3 separate regions of the Homo sapiens genome follow, and all the other regions are linked to region 1. The links are chromatin loops, found by intact Hi-C in ENCODE. Cell type or tissue: mammary epithelial cell. All regions are shown on one strand. Links, peaks and the distances in the headings refer to the core of each region. The heading gives the core; the rest is flanking DNA.

Region 1 (5,840 bases), core at 287-5,286:
AAAAGTTCATCTTTTAGGTACATCAATATAATAAAAATCAATGTTGGTTAATATATTTTAACAATATTATAGAATTTTAACTGTTTAAACATCTCCTTTTCCTCTAAAATAGTGCCCTGGCTTGGACATGAAATTTCATGATCCTCCCCGGTATAACTTAACTTTGAAATCACAGGTATGTTTAGCATTGTGACATTCTGAAATGGAACTGTCGATAGAGGTATAAGAATAAGGAAGTATCTGGTTAGAGACCCCTAGAACACTAAGAGAGTGCAGATCCAGAATCATCATAATTAGGAGAAATTAGGGACACACACATGAGGGAGCAGGCCTGGGATAGTGCTCTTTCGGAACTAAACAAACCTCTGGACCTACATCAGAGAGAGGTATCCTATGGCAGTCCTGGGATTCTGCTTGTTATAGAATAGCATGCTTGTAGAGAATTGAAATACAAGATTGTAAATCCAGGGCAACTAAGAAACAAGTTTATTGAACTGGGTGAAGATGCTGGGAGTTCTAAAATTTGCTTGTGGGCTTTTCTCTTTAGTCACAGCAGTGGCCAGTGCTAACTGGGCATGTACAGTGTCCCAAATGTAACACCAACGATGCTGCACCCATTCCCAGGATGCCCCACAATTATCAGACAGTGCGTGCAAAGGCACGGGCCACAGCATCTACCAGGAGTGTCCTTGAAGGAGTTTATAGAATTCTTTGTTTCTGTGTTCAGCCAATGCAAAAGAAGGGAAGAGCTCACTAGTGCTGAAGGCACTAACTTAGAAGAAAGCAGAGACAGGGAAAGTGTGAAAAAGAAATCTATTCTGTTAAAATTTTAGTTGGCAGATTTGAGAGGTGTATTAGTTTTCTAAGGCTACAGAAACAAAGTACCATAAACTGGGTGGCTTAAAACAGCGTAAATTTACTTTTTCACAGTTCTGGAGGCCAAAAGTCCAAAATCAAAGTGTTGGCAATGATATGCTGTCTCTGAAGCCTCTAGGGGAGGAAGGGTCTTTTCTTGCCTCTTCCAGCTTTTGGTAGCCCCAGGTATTCCTCGGTTTGTGGCCAATCTCTGCCTCTATCTTCACACGGCTGTCTTCCCTCTGTCTCTCTCTCTCTCTTCCTTTCATAAGGACACCAGTCATATTGGATTAAAGGCCTGACCTACTCCAGTATGATCTCATCTTAACATTCATCTTAATGATATCTGTACACTCTATTTTCAAATAAAGTCACATTTACAAGTACCAGGGGTCAGGTTCCATACATCTTTTTGGAGATACAATCCAGCCTGTAACAGGAGGTTTAACAATTCCTATCAAGAATCTTGAAGAGGCTGGGCACAGTGGCTCACACCTGTAATCCCAGCACTTTGGGAGGCCAAGGTGGGTGGATCACCCGAGGTCGGGAGTTCGAGACCAGCCTGGCCAACATGGTGAAACCCCATCTCTACTAAAAATACAAAAATAAGCTGGGTGTCATGGTGCCTGCCTGTAATCCCAGCTACTCAGGTGGCTGAGGCAGGAGAATCGCTTGAAGCTGGGAGGTGGAGATAGCAGTGAGCTGAGATCCTGCCACTGCACTCTGGCCTAGGTGTGACAGAGTGAGACTGTCTCAAAAAAAAAAAAAACAAAAAAACAAAAAAACAAAAAAATAGAATCTTGAAGAAACTCCCTTTTCAGTGAAAGAAAAATGTGTAACACTCAGATTGTGGGTACCTTCAGAAATCTTCAAGAAATGTTATGCAAACATAAGATAAAGAGAAATTTGAAATGTCAGAAAAAGTTCCATGAGTTTGTGCTGTCCAGCAACATTGCAATAAATGATATCTTCAAGGTTTTCCTGGGAGAACCTACCACAAGACAAATTTTCTCATTTCCAGAAGAGATATCTGAGTGATATGTGTAGTCTAATTGAATGGAATACAGATGACCAAAGCTCAGTTAAGATAAAGTGACACTGTGTAGTCACATGTGCCATTTGAAATACTTAATACTATTACTGACCCCAAAGAAAATATAAATGCAAGCCAAGTCACATCTCTGCAGAATCACAAGCATACCGGCCAAGATCTCTTTTCTTTTAGAACATTTCCCCAGGAAACATAAAGTAGTTCATATAAATATGCTGACATCTTTCAACAGCTGGAAGGACTCATTCTGGGTGTTAACACAGCAGGGAACTGGAAGAATCAGAACTGGAAGAAGAAGAAGTGATTGGCATGCTGACACGCTGCTGTAAGAATTGCAGTGGGGAACAATTACATTGCTCAAAGAACACTTCACAATTGGAGGGAAGAGAATTATGTCAGTGCTGAAGGATTTCACAGCTGTACTCCAAAACAAACCTGGAAATGTACATTATAGGTACTGGAAGCAAAAGAGTCTATTATTTTGTCTTCTTTTAGGTAAGTGGTAAAGTGCTGGGAGGTGGCAGAAATGATAATTCTAAAGGGGCAATTCAGCCTCCTTGTCAGACTTGGGTCTTGCTGGTTGTCATTTCCATATGTGTCACTACTTCTTTGGAAAAGCAGGGCTAGGCTTCGTATAGAATATAAGCATGAACCCAGTCTGAAAATTTCTTTTTCATTCTACCCAGAAATGATTCTCTTACTATATTGATTTAGGGCTCAGAAAGTTCCTAACATCAATTTGTAGAGATACTTTTGGTATATAACTGAAGGAACAGTTAAAAAAAATCTGATTTAGAAACACTGGATGGGCAAAACAAATTTAAGACTTTGATTTAAGAAAGCCCCTAGGGTTATTCCAAATTTAAGTAAGGGTGATACACAGAACACAGTAACCTAGTTTACTGCTTTACCTTCCTCCCTGCATGTAGACGGGATTATAAGGTGCATGTGCATCTTGTTTGGGTTATTAAGCCTTTGCTCCTTACCTCCTGACCTCTTCCTATATATCCTGCTGTGTCACACTGCGTTGGGACCTTACCAGGTCCAGCCCTCCTTTGCCAGATCCTTCTCAAATTCTGTCACTAGGGGGCACTAGAGGGAGACTGGAAGGAGGCTCATGCCGTCAGGACGGGCTTATTCTTTTTTTTTTTTTTTTTTTTTTTTTTTTGTACTTTAAGTTCTAGGGCACATGTGCACAACGTGCAGGTTTGATACATAGGTATACATGGGCCATGTTGGTTTGCTGCACCCATCAGCTCATCATTTACGTTAGGTATTTCTCCTAATGCTATCTCTCCCCCAGCTCCTCACCCCACAACAGGCTCCGGTATGTGATGTTCCCCTCCCTGTGTCCAAGTGTTCTCATTGTTCAATTCCCACCTATGAGTGAGAATATGCGGTGTTTGGCTTTCTGTCCTTGTAATAGTTTGCTGAGAATGATGGTTTCCAGCTTCATCCATGTCCCTGCAAAGGACATGAACTCATCCTTTTTTGTGGCTGCATAGTATTCCACGGTGTGTATGTGCCACATTTTCTTTATCCAGTCTATCATTGATGGACGTTTGGGTTGGTTCCAAGTCTTTGCTATTGTGAATAGTGCCGCAATAAACATACGTGTGCATGTGTCTTTATAGTAGCATGATTTATAGTCCTTTGGGTATATACCCAGTAATGGGATTGCTGGGTCAAAAGGTAATTCTAGTTCTAGATCCTTGAGGAATTGCCACACTGTCTTCCACAATGGTTGAGCTAGTTTACACTCCCACCAACAGTGTAAAAGCATTCCTGTTTCTCCACATCCTCTCCAACATCTGTTGTTTCCTGACTTTTTAGTGATTGCCATTCTAACTGGCATGGGATGATACTTCATCGTGGTTTTGATTTGCATTTCTCTGATGACCAGTGATAATGAGCATTTTTTCATGTGTCTGTTGGCTGCATAGATGTCTTCTTTTGAGAAGTGTCTGTTCATATCCTTTGCCCACTTTTTGATGGGGTTGTTTGTTTCTTTCTTGTAACTTTGTTTAAGTTCTTTGTAGATTCTGGATATTAGCCCTTTGTCAGAGGGTAGATTGCAAAAATTTTTCCCATTCTGTAGGTTGAGGAGGGGCTTATTCTTTTCTGTTTTGAGTTTGGTTCCTATAATAAACAGTTGCTTCTCACCCAAGCAACTGTTTGCCCCAAGTGGTGGCAGTTGGTTCCAGTTCTTTTCATACTTCCAGAACTAGACTCACTATGCTCTCTTAGAGCCACCTGCCCAGCCAGTCAGTGCCTGTTACTTTGATGCCTGAGCCTGGCATGCAGGGACCCTCGTCCAAGTCACCCAGACACCATCAACAGCCTCAATGGCATCTGACCCTCTTCAGAGCTGCTGAGACATCAGCACCTTTCCCTGAGCTTCTAAAAACCCCATCCTTGCCCCCTTTATTCTCCTGGCCTGGAGGGTGTCGCTGCAGTGGTCGCCTTTGCCTTTTCAGCTCTCCAGTATCTGTTATCTAATTCCTTTTGTGAAATTTCTTCTGTTAACAAACTGATGCTGAGTCTCTTTTCCTGACCTCATCCTGACTGAAAGGCACCTATATCTTCATACATGCTCTCTGCTTACTGTTTATGTAGCCATGGTGTTCGATGTGTCTGTAGGTCATTTTCTGCCACGTAGAGCAATAAGAATTAGATGGATGCATATGTTTTTGCACAGAGCTTAAATACATCATCATGCAATCTGCTTTGCCTAATCCTCGATCCCTCCCCTTAAATAATGCTCTGGCGTGTTTAAATGCTGCCTGACCTGAGGAATCTTTATGGTGGGTACTCAGTCATTAGCTGAGTCATTATATTATTACATTTCCTGCATGGAGAGTGCAGCAGCAACTTCAGATAACAGCTTTGAAGAATGCTTAGACCATCTTCACTTACTTCTGTCTCTGTCCTAAAACTCAGTGAATTATTGTCTTGGGATAGTTGAAGCTAAATATTTGAGACACAAAAGATTCACTATTAGGTACTAGAGAAAAGCTGCCATAATAAAAGAAAAGGACCACTTTATTAAATACCAACTAGGGCAGATCATTCCTGGGATTAGCATAGTATCATAGGAGATTTGCTCTTCACGCTAGTATCAGACTACTCTGTGATTTAATCCACATAGTTGCAATGTAGGGAGCTGTCAGCCAAGAGTATCTTGGGAACCTTTTATAATGGCTATAAGATGCAGATTTAGGAGTAGTACTCCTTCACATGCATGAATATGAAATATCCAGTGGTCTATTTGAGCAGAAAGTTTTTACTCATAGAAAGAACTTGTGCCATCTCTGAGAGCTTTAATGAAAACAAACCTTATAAACTTGGACAATAAATCATAAACAAACTTTGATCAGGTCTACACGACCACCATTAACAGATTCTTAGAGATTGCAAGCCTTCCAAATCAACACGTAAACAACCCAGAAAAAATCAGTGGGAATCCAGATTAAGCAGATCTTACACGGAAAGCAGACATTGCACTAAACAATTTTTATGCTTAAAAAAGAGAAGGGGTAAATGTAGTCATCAATTGTGAGAATTTTGTAGTTGTTTGAAGCATTATCCTTGGTGTCTCTGGAGTTCCAGAAGAGCTCAAGTGCACAGAAAGATTTCTCCACAGCAACTTGAAATCACAGAGCATTTTACACCAAACTTAGAGATACAGATGTATCAGAATGTAGATGTACCAGAATTTGCAGTAAATGAAAGAAGCATATCTATATAATGTAACTAACCTCTATTTCCTTGTCTTTGACTTCTGAGCTGGTCATTTCTGCCCAGCAGCAATAGATGCATCTGTGACCTTTCTGCCCATTTTCCATGAGAACCAATGCACTCCTCTTGTAAATACTTCCAAGATGAGAGTTGGAGCATGGGTTTGAATAGTAAGCACTAAGCAGTAGGACTCCTG
Region 2 (5,840 bases), core at 530-5,529, 500 kb after region 1:
GGCAGCCTGGGAGAGAGGCTGAAGCTTCATCAGGGACCCAGTTTCCCCTGCAGAGCTGCAGAAGCACTGAGAGGAGATGCTGGCTGCCTTCAGGGTGGAGAGGACTGCTATAGAGTCTTCCAGAAAAGAGGGCATCCTAGAGAGATGAAAGGAACATGCTCCAGAAGTCAGGAGGCCTGGCTACTAGCCTCCATTCTGCATGACCTTGATTAAGTCACCGGGTGTCTCTAGGCTCCTTTCCTGTTCTTCCGGTGGGGATAGTAACACCTGCCTCATCTCACTTGGTTCTTGGAGAATAAAGAGACATAATAGATGATAAAGGGTTTTGCAGATATAATAAGCTGCTATTACTTCTTGGCCTTGGCATCACCACAAAAGCAGTGGCGAGGTTCCTGTTGAGCTCTGGCAGCTTCTCCAAGGTGACCAGTCTTTAGGAAGGGGGAAGACGGTGGGGGAGAAAAGCAAGATGTGTTGGCAAGCTCTACTTAGAAATGCCACCTTGGAGATACCTGTCAAAACTGCTCCATGCCAGATGGGTGCATCTACTTGCAGGGCAGTGTGCTGTGGTGGTTAAGATCCTGGAGGACCTGAGTTTAAGCCCCAGATCACCCTCTGGTTAGCATGTGACCTCAGGCAAATTAAGCAAATTTTCTGCACCTCAGTTTCTTCATCTGTAAAAGCAGGATAATCATAATACCTCAACTCATAGCATCCTTGTAAGGATTAAATGAGTTCATATAAGTAAGACACTTGCAATGTTGCTTGGCACATAGAAACTTACATGTAACTGCTAGCTCTTATTAAGTTTCTAATACCAAATTCATCAACTAAACTTCTGGAAAGAAGCCATGGGCTGGCTTTATAGGAACCAGAATACTGCCTAACCCCAGCTACTCATACTTTACTATGCATAGGACTCCCCCAGGGATCTTGTTAAAATGCTGATTCTGATTCAGTGGGTCTGGCCTGTGGGCTGAGATTTTGCATTTCTAACCAGCTCCCCAGGGATGCCAGGGCTGCTACTCCTGAGACCACACATTGAGGATCAAGAGGTGAAGGGATGCTACTGGCTGAATTTCGTGGCACTTGCCTTCACCAGCCCGGATATTTGGCTATTTCAGGAGGCTGGTGGGTCAGCGGCCCTGTGCTGCTTCATTCCGCCCCCACCTCCCACCCCCAGGGAGCTGCTACCCAGAGCTTCCTTCCTGGGGAAAAGGAATGATCTGCATACAAGAGGGATGAGCCTGGATTTACCACCCAACAGGCTCTGACAATCTGTCTTGCTAGGATATTCCTGATCTATTAGAAATGACACAGAAATCCATTCCTAAAAATTCCTAGCAGCTGAGGACAGTGAGAAGGCTGCTGGGAGAAAAAGCAGTGAGTGGGTGGGTGTAGCTCCCCACTGGCTGCCCCAGATCTTGACAGGCTGGGCTGGTAAGTCTGTCCCTCCTGAGCTGTGTGGTTGGGGAAGCTTACCTTCCCTGAGGAAGCCTGGCTTCCTCAGCAATAAGTGGGAATCACAAGAAGCCCCACTTTATAGATCAGTATGCATGCATGTGAACAGTTCAAGACTGACTGTTAAGTTGAAGAAAGCAAATTGCAGCAAAGCATAATTTCATTTTTTAAAAATGTACAATCATATTTGCAAACCCATGGGAAAGTCTAGAAAAATACATATCAAACTGTTAAGAGTAGTTACCTTGGGGAGAGAGAGGTGGGATTATAAGATACTTTTACTTTCAATATTGTGAATATTGTGAATTTCTATATTGTTTGATTTTTAAAATAATGAGTATTTATTACTTTTGTAATTGGAAAGCCTCCATTAAAAAAAAATCTGCTTCAAATGGCTAGTGTCAGCCTTCTGGACCACATGGGGAGAGAGGGATTTCCATACGGTCCCTTCTAAGCAGCACAGGCCACAGGGGCTGGGGGCAGAAGCCCTGGCTGAGGGGCTTAGCTCTGCCACGCAGTCCTGCGCAGGTTCCTCCATCTTCCTGAGCCCCTGGTTTCTCATCAGCAAAATGGGAATAATAACAACCTGAATCAGGAGGTCACCATCCAGGGAACACCATGAGGACTGAGTGATAGCACCTTCGCCCAAGCCCGGACACTCCGCTCCTCCCCAGAGAAAAGGAGGAGGGCAGGGCTGCAGGAGGGCCTGGGAACTCTGCTAGGCTTCTTAGGGTAGCACTGAAAGCTCCCACAGTTGGGCATTCCTCAGACCAGGAAAGGAGAGGAACAGAACCTGGTGCCTGGAATATGACAAAGTCAACTTACCCTATGTTCCACTCTAAATCTTTCATGCCTCCCAACCTCTGCTCATGCTGATCCCACTCCCGGGCTTGCTGTTCCTGCCTCCTGATTTGCCCTTGTCTCCCTCACCTGCTGCTTCCTACTCACCTTTCAGGAATCCTCTAGGAATCTTCCCTGAGCCCCTGGTGAAGTTGGGGGCAGGGAGCCCCTCTTGGCTGTTACATCAGCAGGCTGCATTTCTCTACCCTCCTGGGCTCACCTACTGCACAGTAATTACCTGTCTCCTCTTTGAGACTAAGAAGTGGGCAGGTAGGGGTCTTATTCACCTTTGAATCCCCAGCAGCTGGCAGAGTGCCAGGCACTTATTTTTACCTACCTTTTCCCTTGTAAACCTTTTGACATAAACCTCTTAGATTATCCTGGGATTTCCTAGTTGGCTCCTTTCTGCCAAGTGCGATCTGGCAGGACTATAAGGAAGGCAGAGGTAGGAGTGGGCTGGAGAGCTGGGGTGGCAGTGAGGGCATGGTGCCCTCTTGCGGCCAGGTGCAGGGGTGGCTGCAGCATCCTTACGGAAGAAAGGGAGGAGAGGACAGGTGGGCCGGTGAGCTAGATAAGATAGAGGAGGGTCTCTAGGAACAAGTAGAGGAGTGGGGAGATCACTGCATTGGCAGTTTCCCCAGCACAGCTAGGAGTGGTCCTTCTTCCATAGATCCCAGTGAGGGGCTGTGGCTTAGCTTAAAAGCATGAGAAAAGTTGGAGGAAGCCCAGAGACTGCTCCCTTGTGGAGAGGAGGACGCCACTTGGAGGTGCGTCAGGGAAATGCTTAGGCAGGAGGATGGACGCAGAGGTCCTAGAGGTGTGTGACCTGGGAGAGGGACATTGGTGCAAGGCTCCTGCTCACACATTGATGGAAGCCTGAGAATCGAGAGGCCCTCCAGCGAGGGAAACCAGACCGGCTTTCTCCGGCAGGGAACGCATACTTGGAAGCCTCTTGATCCTCCTCTCTGCTCCAGCCCTTACCGTGAGTAGGTCTTCAGCACACTGGATACCATTTTGTGCTTTGAGATGTTGGTGAGGGACCTGGAGGGGGCTCAGGCATCCTCTGGGGTATACACATCTGTTTCCAGGTGACATCTCTAGGACATCACACCCCGTTCACAGTACCTCCTCTATCTGCCCCCAGAACCCCACTCTTCCTGTGGTTTCAGAGATTAACTGGCGGAAGGGGCAGGTGAGAATGTAGGAAGTGGGGAAATCTAGGGAAGGTGGGTGGATGAAGCCAGCCAGCTAGGAAAGTGCTGACCCCAAAGGAGCCCCCCATGAGAGGCCCCCCTCAGCAGCCCTGCCTCCCACACCAGCCCTCTACCCTTAGCTCTCTCTAAAACAACAGAAAATCTTGCCTGGCTCCTCTCACCACCCAGCCCAAGAGAGGGAAAGCTTTCTTTTCTCTTTTCCTTCCTGCCCCTTCCCCATTTCTGGCCCCATCACCCCTTTCCAGGCCTCTATCCTTCTGTGTTCATCCTGACCTCTTCCCTGGCCTCGTGGCTCTCACTTTGAGAGTCAAACATGAGCTGGTTGGAGGAACACTGGGTCAGACATCCAGGGACCTGGGTATGCTGCTGATTTCACCACTGATGTTCTAATTTCTGAAAGCTCCCCAGAGCTCAGTGTCTTCACTTGCAAAGGGTTGGGAGGTTGGATTGGATAATCTGCCACAATCCTTTTAGTTCTGACATCCTGGGATGCATTAGGCTCCGTCAATCCTTGGCGACCCCTTTCCTAAAGCTGATCCCAGGGTCATAGTTAGAATGCATCAACTGCCTTAACTGATGTGAGACATTTCCTAGGGATATAGCCATATGGGAGATAACCTAGAGGAAATGTGAAAAGTATCCAATTCCTGAAACATCACTGTTTCCTCATGCCATGTGAGGAATCCCCACCCACAGAAGTCATCTGCTCCAGCCCCTGCATCAGGCCCAGAAACCAGAGCAGACAGACCCTGCTCACACTCTTTCCTTGCTTGTCATATGACCCAGGGACAGTATCAGATAGTTCCTGCCTTTACAGCCCTCTAGGACTTCACATTTCCAGTCATCCTCATGCCTGGCCCCTTGTGGGACAAGGGAGGGGTCTACCAGGGCCTCCTGAGCAGGGGGGCAGCCAAGGGAAGTACTTAGTTCACCAGAAGCCTTCATCAAGTTTCACTTCCTGGAGTCTAACTTAAACCTTTCTTGCTGCTGTATAAATCAATGTCCCCCAGTTCTGGCTTCCCCACCCTCCTCAAACTAAAGAGCTGCTCATTTGCATACAGCTGCCTCTCCCAGACCCATTTAACTCCCACCTCTCCTGGACTTTTCCTACAGGTTCTATTTTTTTCAACCTTTCATCATTTCTCCTATTGGCTCTGGCTGTGCTCCAGAGCTTCCAAATCCTTCTTAAATGTGACAGCTAAAATTAGATGCCGGGAGAAGGCCAAGTGCAGTGGGATGATCACACCCTGCCTGGCATGTGCCGATTCCTCCTTCCTGGGTCCTGTCCCAGCATGGAAGAGGCTGGTCCTTCCCTAAGGATGTTATTAGACTCCCAGTCCCCTATGATCCTGGGTCCCGTTGGGTTTCTCCTCACCTCCCCCTGGATTGATGAGGCTTGTGTTGAATTTCTACAAGCCTTGCCTTGTATTTCACCCATCCTGAATGGATCATTTTTCTAATCTGTCAAGGTTTCCCTGAATTCTATTTCCGCCCTCTTGGACTGGGTGTTTTCCTTCTGGTGCTCCAGGATAAACCATGATCTCATTCTAAGATGTTCTTAGCTGGTCCTGGGTTATTCATTAGTTCACTCACTTGTTCATTTAGTCAACAACTATTTACTCAGTTTTTCTTTTGTGCCAGCTACTGTGCCAGGCTTGGGGATGCCTCCATGGAGATTGCAGCCTTAAACTGGACAAGGGCCACTCAGGGGCCTGTGGAAGAATATAAGAGGGGTCTCACTCTGTTTCTGGGAGAAATCATTATAGCATATAGCAACTGTGTTTTGGTAATACCAGGCTATGATGTGTTTTTATTGTTGTTGTTGTTGTTTGTGTGTTTTTAAAATTAACCTCTGAATCTTGGTATCTTAATACAATAAAAATTTACTTTTTGCACATGTAAAGTCCAGTGTAGGATGTCTGATTCTCCAAGGCAGCTGTCCTCTCCTTGAGGATCCCTTCTGTCCACTGATGTCATGTCAACATGAGTGGGCTTCAGCTTACTGTAGCAGGAAAAGGAGAACTTGGAGAACTCACACCTGGTTTTAAGTGCCTTGGACCAGAGGGGATCCACTGCCCACAGCCCATTGGCCAGAACGGGTCACATGGATGGGTTAACTTCACCTCAAGGGAGGCTGGGAGATATAACCTTGCCACGTGCTCAGACAGAGGAAATGGGGAGGTGAACACAGAGCATTGTCTCTGCCATAGCAACTCAAGTGGCTGGATCCCAGAGAGAAAAGGTCGGGAGTGGCCATTACCTCCAAGATATAGGTTTAAGAACATGGTAGGAGGGGTTCCCAGAAGGTGAAGAAGATGAAAAGAAATG
Region 3 (5,840 bases), core at 530-5,529, 270 kb after region 1:
TCCAATGTGTGAAATGCTTCCTTCACTTAGAGAGTATCCAGCTTTCCTTTGACGTGACTCAGTTTCCCTTGTGGCTTTAAGCCCTTACACGCCAGTTATATTTGTTTTTCCTCTGCTGGGTAGGTTTTGTTGACTATTTAAAAAATTGATTGTGTTGAACTCATTATTGCTTTGTTTAATAAGTCGATCTGCATTGGCTGATATTTACCATAGCCAAGTTTCCTTAAAGAGTCAGGTGGTAAAGGCAGGCTAAGCCACCTAGAGGCTTCTTTCTCCCAGGGATGTGGGTTAATTAGAAACTAGAAGTGGCTGAGAAAAGCAACATGCCCTCCTCCACCTGGCAGGCAGAGCGGAGCGAACAAGAAGGGAGATGCATGACTGTTGGAGAAAGAGACAGAGCTGAGGGGCACACACCTGCTCGGAGAACCAGGAAAGCATCAGCTAGTGCAAATTTCAGAAAGTGTAGCTCTTACTAACTTGTTGAATAGCTGAGTATATTAATGAAATGATTAGGTATGGGATTTTTACTGATTAAGATAAATGAGAATAGGATAAGAACACTCCAACACAGAATTATTCTAGTCAAGAAAATTCCATAGTACATGATGGGAACTGATTTTTTTAAAGGATGCTTATGGACAAAGATTGGCAGGAATATGCAAATATGAAAAAAATAGTTGCTGGGGTAGGGTAATTAGAGTATGAGTGTTTTTCTTCCTTTCCTTTTCTAAAAATCTTTTAATGATAATTGGTTTTATAATGAATTTTTTCAAGCAAGAAAGGAAAGAAAAATGGCTTTTGAGACTTTAGTGACTGATGTTTTATATTTGAGTTATTTAATGCTTTTAGCTGTAGATATGATTTGGTATATATCTATCTCCTTTGGCAAGGTGTAGTACTTCTCAGGGATTTTACTTTTTCAGGTCCCACATAACTGTGTCTGCTCAGCTACATGTGTAAGAAATTCCAGTTTCCACAGGTGACAGGGAACAGATGTAAAACAATATTTTAACATAGAGAGCTTTGCTATTCAAAGGGTGGTTCACGGGGCAGAAGCACTGGCATCACTGGGAACTAGTTAGAAATGCAAATTCTTGGGCCCTGCCCTAGACCTACTAAATTTGAATTGGCATTTTAACAAGATCCCAGGTGATTTGTATGCACATTAAGATTTGAGAACCACTGTTCTAGAACAGTGGTTTTCAAGCTTGGGAATGCATCAGAATCACCTGGAGGACTTAGTAAAACAAGGATTCCTGGGCTCACTTCAGAGTTTCTAATTCAGCAGGTTTTGGAGTGGGACCTGCGAATTTGCAGAATGGAGCTGCAGATTGAAGACCACACTTTGAGAACCACGGTGTTAGAGAATGAAACAAAAAGACATAGCCCCTGGTGTGGGAATAAGTGTGCCTCTCACCTTGTATAACTTGTATAACACACGAGGATTTTGTATAAATGGATTTTTGTATCTGTGTGACTTGGGTAGGTCTTTTTTTTTCTTTGGGCTTCAGTTTCCTCAACAGTGAAATGGGTGAATTGGACTTGATAGGCTTGAATCTTCCTTCCTTCTACCGCTGATCTTTCTTAACATTTGATTCTATCATGTTGGTATGTCAGAGCAGATCAGAGTAATTATATTTATAAAAATTTCTGCTGTTCTTATTAAGAATGTTCAGTGAATTCTTCAATCACTGTGCGTTGCTAGGTTCACTGCTAGTGTATGATCTTAGCATCATGTCCTGTGTAGTTCTATCCCGGAATCAATCCTCAACAGCCACTTTCTACTCAGATGCTTGATGGTGTTCACCTTTGTGTATTCATTTGACACATAGTTATCAATCACTATCTACTCCCTGCCATCAGGTTAGCTGCTATGATTAAATCCAAATGAATTAATTAAACTCAAGAGATAAATGTTACAACAGATAATAGAAAAACCAACTCAACTAGTTGAAACGATCAAGGGTATTTATTTGGTTCATGTATTTGAAAAGTCCAGTGGTGATGTGGGCTTCAGGAGAAGCTTGAGCAGGCCTTGGGCTCCATTTCTCATTGGCTCTATATTCTGTCTTCTGTGTACTGGCTTTGTCCTCCTCGAGCTGACGTCCTCCCTGGCCTCATGTCTATATACCCTGCTTTCTTGAAGAATGTGAGTTCCTGAAGGACAGAGACCCTACCTCAGTTGCTCATTGAAGTATCTGCCATTGCCCAGAATAGTGCCCGGAATGCAGTGGACCTTCTGTAAATCCCTGCCCCTAAGCGCTTTGTCCCTAAGAGTCACCCCCAGTGGACTGACTTGGATCACATGTTCCTCTGGACTAGTCTCTGTGGCCAGGGTCATGGACTGTCACTGATTAGCCTAGTGTCATGAACCTCATCCATCCTTGCGTTGGTTTACCCAGACTCACAGGAGGCCCTACACCGACATCTGGAGATTTTATGACGCATCTCTTGAAGGCAACGACTCCCATCCACTGCAGTCCACCTCTTTGGCTGCCAACACATACTCTTGTACTACATATGCACATTTAAAAATACTCCATCTACATATGATATACTCACCCCATGCCCGCGGGGAGACGCTGTGGAGTTTTACTTAGTTTCTGCCTACAACTCCCTGTCCAGCATCTCTCAACACTGTGAGTCCTCTTCATCCTCTCCAGATAGAACTCTTTATGGCCTAGGCACTGACTTGTTAAATGGTAAGCTGTTTACACCTCAACACACCCAATATACACCAGTGGAGAAAGAATATGAAAATTGCAAAAAAAAGCAAACAAAACTATACCACTCCCATTTGGAAAATAGTAAAATTGGAAAGCCACATTGTGGCCACTGGTCTGTGGTCCCCGGTACCTTCTTCTGGCAGTGCATGCTTTCTTTGGTTAGCTAGTCTGGGGTGGAAAGTTCTTTCTTGTCCATTGTCTTCTCTGGACTCCTCTGAGATGAATATTAGAGAAGGCCTCTCTTCTGTGCTACTTTGACGGATGCCCCCTACTGGATGAGGATGGGAACTTGAAGTATGTCTTAAGGTTTGAGCAATCAAAGGCCATTGCCAGCCAGGCTTGACAATGTGACTCTCTCTAAAGACGTTAGATTACCAGTCCGTACACTTCCCAGTCAATATCATGTGCCAATAACTGCAGCAAGAGATACTGCTGAGTCAGTCTTAAGTCTGAGCATTGTCTCCTAGCAACAGAGCTGCTTGCTCTGCTCATACCCTAGCCCTTCATTTCATAGCTTCGGCCTCCATATTGGGCTGTACCTCCTAGGGGGTCCTCTTTGCCTTAGGATAGGGCATTACCACTGCCGTTTGCTTACTGGCTGTGCCGCAGCTGCACCCTCACAACAGAAGTAATTGTCCTCACTGCCAGAAAGAGAGTAAGAGAGTTTATTTATTTTTATTTTTATTTTTTATTTTGAGACGGAGTCTTTCTCTCTTGCCCAGGCTGGAGTGCAATGGCACAATCTCAGCTCACTGCAACCTCCGCCTCCTGGGTTCAAGCGAATCTCCTGCTTCAGCCTCCCAGGTAGCTACAGGCAAGCACCACCATGCCTGGCTAATTTTTGTATTTTTAGTAGAGATGGGTTTTTTTGCCATGTTGGCCAGGCTGGTTTTGAACTCCTTACCTCAGGTGATCCGCCTGCCTCGGCCTCCCAAAGTGCTGGGATTACAGGTGTGAGCCACCACTCCTGGCAGAGGGATTATTTCAACAGTTGTTTGTGCATGGTCTGGGGATTCACACTTCCTGGTGAGCCCAATCTTATGTTTCACTGTGGTTCCCACCACCTATCTTTGCTCACATACAATAGCATCACTTTTCCATCCCTACCAGACTCCAGATTATCATAATCTCAGGAAATTTGGATTATAGGCCACAGCAATAACCTCACAATAGCAAAGCCATTTTTTTTCTCTCTTTTCTCTCAATGGGCCACTTTGAACCAAAGGTTGTCTTTTTGTTGTAGGACCTTACTTTTTGTTGAAAGCCATATGAAGTAATCAATTTATTCCAATATCCTAAAATTTCTTGTCTTCCATAGCTTTATCAGGTACATAGCCTGAGACCAAAGGAAAATGAAGCAGCAGTTTAACCACCCTCCTTGTCACTGCATGACAAGTTTTGCCAATTCACCAGATTAGGGGCATGAGAGCTTGCTACTAGCCCAGTTGACATCTTGGCGCAAATTAGAAAAAACCTCCTCTCTTTCTCAAGTCACTTGACTGTCATTTTGCTAGAAAACTGTATTGCAAACATACAAATCTGTTGTGACTACCAATGTCATTGATGGCTCTGAGCTGTTCAAGGCACAGTGTGCCTGGAGGTCCTGAATGGCAACATCTTTGTTGCTTGTTGTCCCACCCCATTGGCTTGGTAATGTCTACCCTGCTGACATCATAGGGTCAATTATTTCCGCATCCCAATTCTGTTACCAAATTCTCAATTCACCGGTTGAAACTGATTACAAGTAGGCAAAAACCCAGTTTGATCTAACTTTTAAAAATGAATTTTATTGGCTTGTGTAACCAAGTGGTGTGGACCTCAAGTATGGGTTTGTCAGAATTCAGCTTCATTTCCCTGTGCTCTGTGAACTGGTTTTGTCCTTAGGCTGGCCTTCCTCCTCATGGTAGCAAGATGGCTATAGCAGCTCTAGCAGATGTAGGCTGCATGTTCATAGGGCAGAGCATCTAAAGGGAGAGAGAATACATTCTCCCAACAGTCTTGGAAGGAATTCTGAGCTTCACTCTGATAGGACCTGTTTAGGCTATATATTCCTCTCAATCACTGTGGCCTCCAGAATTAAAATGCATTGGTTGGAGCCTCAACCTTCCAGGACCACATAGCTCCCCAAGTCAAAATTAGAGCTTTTGGGATAATAGCTGTACATACTCCTGATGTAACTGCAATGCTAAAGTGCTGATGGCTTTCATTTATTGAGTCCTGCAATGTGCATTGGAGCCTCAAAATAACTTGTAAGGTAGGTACTATTTTTCTTTTTTCATTTTTTTTTTGAGATGGAGTCTCGTTGTGTCACCCAAGCTGGAGTGCAATGGCACGATCTCTGCTCACTGCAACCTCCGCCTCCCAGGTTCAAGTGATTCTTCTGCCTCTGCCTCCCAAGTAACTGGAATTACAGGTGCCCACCACCATGTCCAGCTAATTTTTTGTGTTTTTAGTAGAGGCAGGGTTTCACCAGGTTGGCCAGGCTGGTCTCGAACTCCTGACCTCAGGTGATCCACCCACCTCGGCCTCCCAAAGTGCTGGGATTATAGGTGTGAGCCACTGTGCCCAGCCAGGTACTATTTTTATCCCTAGTTTTACTCCCCTGTAAAAATAGATGAGAAAACTGAGGTTCTTATGTAAGTCACATGGCTGGCAAATACTAGAACAAGATTTGACCCAAAGTCTGCCAGGCTTTAATAAAGATGATGCCTTCTGGCTTCATCTAGTTGAAGCTGCATATTGTTCAGGGTCCCATCAGGAAACAGAAGACACATTCAAATGAGTTATATTAAAAGAAACTATTTACAAAGGTGTGGGGATGGCATAGAGAAACCACAGGGTTAGTGAAATACCCTGGGGCTGGTAACACTGGGAGGCTGTTACCTCCCCTAAACTTGGAGGGAGAAGGGAGGCAGTAGTTCCTGGACCCCAGAGAATATGTGAGCAGTATCAAAAAGGTGTCTCACCAGGTATGTCACCTTTGCTTGCGGGCCAGACTCGTGATGAGGAAGCTGGGGGTAGGAGGATAAATAGCCCAAACTCACTCTCCTTTCTCCCTCCCATCTTCTGTTGATCTTCCCAGTTGACCTCCCCTATTCAGGAGGCAGAGGGCAT

Evidence for each region. Peaks named below come from ENCODE experiments on the same cell type or tissue, not always from the same donor. Only the 100,000 strongest peaks of a DNase experiment are listed, where the experiment ranks them.
Region 2: it touches region 1 in a loop (10-fold over the local background); 15 of 110 quality-filtered maps call a loop at or near these places.
Region 3: it touches region 1 in a loop (16-fold over the local background); 3 of 110 quality-filtered maps call a loop at or near these places.

What each region holds. Positions count from the first base shown.
Region 1 is chr6:40,821,644-40,827,483 of GRCh38, reverse strand. It overlaps LOC105375053 (a long non-coding RNA gene), which reads left to right and starts at 2,141. Exons shown (of 3, transcript XR_926790.3): 1 at 2,141-2,401. In mammary epithelial cell, for the core only: a CTCF peak has its summit at 2,981 (motif pointing right); no DNase peak of the experiment used is centred there.
Region 2 is chr6:40,325,798-40,331,637 of GRCh38, reverse strand. No RefSeq gene overlaps it. Among named protein-coding and RNA genes, the nearest start is that of LINC00951, 27 kb to the left of the region's middle. RefSeq lists enhancers at 674-1,312, 1,313-1,951. In mammary epithelial cell, for the core only: a CTCF peak has its summit at 2,791 (motif pointing left); a DNase peak (open chromatin) is centred at 2,797.
Region 3 is chr6:40,547,615-40,553,454 of GRCh38, reverse strand. The region is part of intron 1 of LRFN2 (leucine rich repeat and fibronectin type III domain containing 2); the gene reads left to right. Among named protein-coding and RNA genes, the nearest start is that of LRFN2, 37 kb to the left of the region's middle. In mammary epithelial cell, for the core only: a CTCF peak has its summit at 2,991 (motif pointing left); no DNase peak of the experiment used is centred there.